Regions from separate parts of the Homo sapiens genome. Here region 2 is linked to region 1. Evidence: chromatin contacts called from ENCODE Hi-C data. All regions are on one chromosome and are shown on one strand. Each heading gives the region's core, a stretch centred on a gene start or an enhancer-like site at or near the end of the contact. The rest is flanking DNA. Distances are from core to core; before and after follow the strand shown.

Region 1 (3,124 bases), core at 388-2,887:
GCTGAACCCAAAACATGTTTAGGAGGAAAACCAGAAGAACAGAGCAGTGGCACTGGACCTCCTGTCTGTCCGTGAGGCTGCAGAACACAAGGCAGCTCCCAATGCCGCTGGACTCTCTGACCTTGGAGAGTGTAAACATCATATATGATTCTGTGTTCCTGAGATCTGGGTTTAACGATCTGGGCTTTGTCATGGTGTTTTACGTTCGTTGTTGTTTGTGTACTTTTTGCTTTTCTTTTGAAAGTATGAAAATGATTTTTACAATGTAAAGAGAGTCTGAGAAATGCAATTGCTATTCTTTTTATATACTTTTTCAGATTTTTTATATGCTTCTTTACTACTTACATCATAATGCACAATTTTATATACTGATTTTTTCAATCAATGTATATCATGAGTTTTTAAAATAATGCTACAATCTTCATAACTAATATTTTAATGGGGAGTGACTGCTTAATTGGCATGAGGTTTCCTTTTGAGATGAGGAAAATGTTCTGAAAATATGGTGATGGTTGCACACCATTGTGAATGTACTGAATGCCATTCAGTGGTACCCTGCAAAATAATTAAAATCCTAACTCTTATGTTGTGTATATTTTATTGCAATAAAAAGAATAGTCGTCATTTACTAAGAATTAACCTTTTCAGGCACAAGCTCTTAATGTGGTGTATCTCACTTCATCCTCACAACCGTCCTATGAAACAGGCACTTTTATCATTCCTGTTCTACAGCTGAGGAAACTGAGGTGTAAGGAGGTTGTGTAGTTCAGCTTGAGCCTGGGTCTGCGGAGTCACTGCCCAAATGCTTCCTCCCCGTGCACACTGGCCCCACTCTTGCTTCCAATCTTCCACATGTTTGTTCATAAAGTTCATTCTCGTTTCTTTTCTGAAGTCTAAGTTCCCATAATTATGTTGACATATTTCCATCTCGCGGTAACACTCCCAAATTATTTTCTAAAAGTGTGTGACAGTATAAAATGTTACTGGAAACAATTCTCCTCACCCTTGTGAGTATTCAATTTTTAAAAGATTAGCTAACATAGTAGGTGGAAATTGTCCTGATTCATTTTCTGATTTACACTTCCTTGACAATTAGGGAGAAGAAATACAACTAGGGACAATTCTCCTAGTTGTAGTTTTTCTTTTGTGAAAAACTGCTTTATTTCCTTTGCCAAATTGAAACAGAACATCTGCTAAACTGCCAGAGGGAATGCTGTTTTTCCAGATGGACACGCCAAGGATGTCTCAGTGCTCTCACAAATAATCGTTTTCCAATTTTGCAAGCCCAGCTTTGATTAGAATTTCTCAAAATATTTTGCTTTGCGAGCATGACACAGGCAAAAGCTGAGGCACTCTTTCTTTCTTCCCCCAAAGTGTTGGACTGCACTTAGATCATTGTCTCAGGTTCAGAAAACTGACACTGAATCTGGAGTTTACATGAGCAGCGTAGAAGAGGCTCTTCCCAGAGCCTGGCTCCAGAGCCCAGCTCAGCCCTAGCCGGGAAGGAGCTGCATGGAGGAAGCTCCTCCTGGCTACCAAGCATCGGGCAGGGGGTGCATGACGTGGACTGTGTAGATGGGTGAGGGAGCACCCTTTTCAAAATATTTTGCTGAAAATTAAGTTAGATATCACTGCTCTCAGATCTGCTCTCAGAGCAAGGCAAACATCCTGATCAGGAGGTAAACCCACCACTAGTTGCCAGGAAATTGACGCGGTCTGTGAGTATGTGCTGCCATCCAGTGGCCAATGTAGAGATGGCACCTCTGAGGGCGGGGGGCCACGGGTGACCTTGAGGATTGAAGCCCTCCCTGATTGGGTCCTGGGGAGAGGGCCACAAGATTAGCCCAGTGATTGTGGATGGGGCTGACACGGAAGAGCCCCTTGGCCTCAACACCTACTCTGCATTTGGAATATCCAAGTCAAGGAAGGTCTGGAAACATGAAGGGGAGAGGGGGAGAATTTCGACCTCCCTCTGAGAAGCTGAGAACACCCATTGATCTGATGTCATCAACATATAGAAAATCGATAAACAGATCTGAGTTATGTTTTGTGACTCCTCCTGGTCTAGTTAGTGTTCTGAGAATCATTTTCTCAGTGGACATGTGGGTGAGACCAGAGGAGACAGGGAGCCAGTGCAGGATGGTGGTTAGAAATGTGCAGAAGGGGGTGGGAGAGAGGACACAGCGAGTGGGCTCTGGGGTCAAGGCCCGGTTACACGCCGGTTATGTGATGTTTATTTATGATGATAGTGGTGATAGTGATGGTGATAGTAGTGATAATAGTGATGATGGTGGTGGTGATGATGGTTGTGGTAATGATAATGGTGATGGTGGTGGTGATGGTGATGATGGTGGTGGTAGTGATAATGGCAATGGTGGTGATGGTGATGGTGGTGATGGCGGTGGTAGTGGTAGTAATGATGATGATGGCGGTGGTGATGGTGATGATGGTGATGGTGGTGGAATGGTGGTGATGGTAATGGTAGTAATGATGATGACGGTGGTGGTGATGATGTTGATGGGGAGGATGATGATAAGTGGTGGACGGGGATGACGGCGATGATTAATAACCCTAATCCTCACAATGACCTTATATGTAAGTACAGATGAGAAAGCTGAGGCTAAAAGAGATTAAATAACTGCCCAACGTCACATGGAATATGGGAGAGACAGAACTCACACCCGGATCCTTATGATTTTAGCTTCATGCTTTCATCAGTTGAAGTATTGTAGAGGATCTGTTTGTTTTCTGGCTGCCCAGCAGCCTTTCACCCTACATCCCATAATTCTGGTGAGGGATCTACCTTTTGCTCCCTTCTGGGTATGAATGGGGTCCTGCCTCCACCTTCAGCATGGAACAGCTGATGCAGGTCAGAGCCAATCAGTGACGGGCTCAGGGGCAGGACCATGACCCAATTTCAGTCTCTCAGAGTGGACAGACTATTGTTCATGTAAGGGAGAGAGTGGCCTTTCTTATTCTTTCTCAACAGAGCCAGAGCCACCACAGCATCTGCAGCCACGGGAGTGTCACCTTTGTGCCCCAAATAGTGCCTACTCCATGATTGGGAGGGTCTGGGGTCTGGGGCCTAATGTGAGCCTGAAGACTTTTCAGCTCACTAAGAATT
Region 2 (3,124 bases), core at 436-2,935, 200 kb before region 1:
CATTGGCTAAATCAGCTGAAACTGGGTAATTACTTATAGACAAATTTATTTTTTCCTTTCTAATTTCAATGCACATGCAGATAGGTGTGTGGACGTGATACAATGCAGGCACCAGGAGGTTGGGCCATTTAGCATCTCCCTGCTGTCTGTTTAATAAAAGGGGATTAGGAGTGACTGCTGAAGGCTGCTGCATTTGCTCTTATTTGGAATAAGAGGAGGTGGTCGGGTGGAGCAGGTGCTGGACCAGGTCAGGAGACCCATCTTTTAGGGCTAACCCTGCTAAGTTATTCACTGTGTGGCCTGGGGAAAAACCTTCTCTGCTTGGGGCCTCAGTTTCCTCATCTCTGTAGGAAGCAATGAGATTGGCCATGTGAGAGAGCCTCGGAGAGTTTGTGGTGTGAAGCCCATGAGCTGCCACATTTCCTGTAAATATCTGACCACTTTAGACCCTTCAAATTAGACTCTACCTACCCATCTGTTCACACAGAATATCTTCCCATTGTCCAAGCAGTCATTTTAAATTAAACTAGGCAACTGGCTCTCTCAGTATTTTCAGGTAACTTAATTCCCCTATTTTGCTTTGCTTTCAATAAAAGCAAGCTCCATTTTTTGTCTTTTTTTCTATTATATTTATTGGAATCAGGCTTCACAAATAGCTTTTGATGTCATCTGTAGTTTTTAACAAAATAATAGTGCCATAGCATGATCTCCAGCCCCAAATGATTTTATATGAACACTTTGAGGAAATTAAAGAGAAAAAATAGGTATCGAGAGAAAAGCACATCCTATCACACAGTCAGGCACAGTTCAGTTGAGTTCCACGGGCTTTCAGGTGTGTGTGGGCATCTGCGGGATGGAGGAATAGAGGGGGAGGTAAGGCTTCCAGAAAAAGAGGAGGATCCACAATATCCCTATCTTGGCAACATTTCCAGGAGTCCTAATATGCTTTGGCCTGTTCCTTATTGCTGGGACATGCACAAACTAGAATCATTATTGTCAGCATCTGAGGACGTTTTAACTAATCCAGTTATTCTCCAGACAAATTAGAAGCTGCATGTTCTCATTTGGAAACTAGGATTTTGTAAGATACATGCAGGCCAAAGAGATGTCCAGGCAGGGTTTATAAGAGCCGGGCCTTCCCTGCTTGCTTCCTTGAGAAAATCTCCACCATTTGCTTCTCCATCTGAGCCCTGAGCTCACTCTCTTACCTCGGTGACGATGGACGAGCCAGGCGTCTCGTACACCCAGCCGTCCCGGCAGGGGCCCAGTGGCAGGCGGCTCCTGTTGGTGTCCAGGCTGGCCAGGGGGTCCACGCAGTCGAAGGTGCTCTGGTTCCAGTCCACCTCGTAGCGCCTACACTGTCTTGGGGAGGCTTCGCCCGCAGGTCCTGGGCCCGGCACCGTGTAGTTCAGTTCCTCTGCAGGACTCCAGCCGCAGCGCAGACTCAGCTCGGCCACTCCGGGGCTCCGGCAGCGGTGGTCAGGGGTGAAGCCCAGGAAGACGATGCCCACGTAGATGGGCGCGAAGGTAGCCGAGAGCAGAGCCAAGAGGAAAAACATTTGCTTCTGGAAAAAGTGAAACTCCCCTCCATGCTCCAGGACATCGTCCACGGTGGTGGGCATGATCCTGCAGGCAGGAGGGCCCGAGGCTGCCCGACGTGCCCGGAGCGAGGCTGAGAGCGGCTGCAGCCAGCTCAGCACAAACCCTGGCCAGAAGTCAAAGAGGGGAGTTTACCTCTGCAAGTGACCAGCCTTCAGGGCAGGGCCTTTCCTTGGTCCAGCTGACTTCAAAGGTGCACCCCTCCAGCGGGGGTGCATGTCCTTCTGCACTTCCCAAATGCCCTGAGCTCACTCCCAGGATGCCTGTCGTGTTTATTATAACTGGTTCTCCACAGGCTTGTCGGTGCTCCACGCCAGCAGCACAAACAACCCGCCCTCTGTGTCCCACCGCAGGGAATCTGAGTGCTGGCCCATATCACAGCCCAGTAATCTTCCCGTAGTGCCCCGAGCAGCCAGGAACTTAATATACTCCTATCTCATGCGCACCGCCAGCTTTTCTTCAAGGCCCTATGGAGAAAACACACGTGTTTGGCCACAAGGCCCAGCGTGATGTGAACCAGGATCCGTGTCAGAACCCTGGTCCAGATTCGAAGTGGGTTGCAAGCCTGACTGCTGGGCTCATTCTCCAACCAACAACAAGAGCCGTCGGGATGCATGCTGGGGCTGCTTGTTTTGATGTTGTCCAGATTTTATAACTCTGCTTTTAAAAAGTGTTTGCTCCAATCTGGTATTCCTGCGTTTCAACCCTGAAGTGTCCTTCCCCTTAACCCATCTGGAGGGAAAGAGGAAAGTGTTTACGTCGCAGACAGGTCAAGTGTAAATGCAGGCAGGTGTGTCCAAGCCACTATCTTTGTGTCCTAGATTTTTCTGTCAAGGTCTGTTGGGGCTCAGAAATCCATGCCCCAAGGTGGAGGCCTCAGAAGCAAAGTCTCTCTCTCTGACCTTCTCCTGCCCTCCTGTCTCTTCTCTCACCCATCATTCTCCCCCGGGGCAAGCCATAGAACTGAGAATCCTTCTTCCTCAAAGCAGCTCGTGGAAACCAGACTCTTTTCTCCCCAAAGCCAGCCAGAAAGCCTAGAAATACCACTGTAACTTCCCCGCTGCCTTTCTGTGTAACAGTGGGCCGTAAAGAAATCCAGACCCGCATTCCAGAGGAGTCTTGTCCCCGGTGCCTGGAGGAAGGAGTGCTGCACAGAGGGGCCAAGACGGATCTGAACAGACAGGCCTTGCTGGGTTTTCCCCTCAGCCTGCGAACATGGGCTGCTGCCCTTTTTGTCCAACTACAGTTCTATACTGCCATCCAGTTTTCCCTGTATCTGTGGGTCTTCATTCTGAATGAAGGCTCCTGTGTCATGTAAAACGTGATCAAATAAATTTGTCATGCTTTTCTCTTGTTAACCTGTCTTTTGTTATAGGGGTGTTGGCCGTGAGCCTTAGGATAAGGAAGAAAGGGATCACCCCTTTCTGCTCTCACACATCAGGGGCATCTCTTTAGGATGATGTTGTTGCATCTAAATGCAAGACAAACAGGAAATTTGTCTTTCCTGGTGGACAAAAGGATTCTT

The links. Hi-C counts contacts between places; a loop is a spot of excess contacts on that map. Pooled maps may share reads with other maps.
Region 2: a map of K562 shows a loop between it and region 1 (2.2-fold over the local background). The contact joins the promoter of SLC22A2 here to the enhancer-like site in region 1. A Hi-C loop is called at or near these places in 1 of 168 maps with a recorded cell type or tissue (K562), 10 of 37 single-sample maps with no recorded cell type and 4 of 50 pooled maps.

The regions. Positions count from the first base shown.
Region 1 is chr6:160,454,399-160,457,522 of GRCh38, forward strand. No RefSeq gene overlaps it. Among named protein-coding and RNA genes, the nearest start is that of SLC22A3, 110 kb to the left of the region's middle. Within about 2 kb of position 1,638, at least 11 of the 41 ENCODE cell types and tissues checked have a DNase peak (open chromatin) inside an H3K27ac peak, as active enhancers do.
Region 2 is chr6:160,257,136-160,260,259 of GRCh38, forward strand. SLC22A2 (solute carrier family 22 member 2) reads right to left here and starts at 1,686. Exons shown (of 11, transcript NM_003058.4): 1 at 1,209-1,686. The coding sequence starts at 1,622.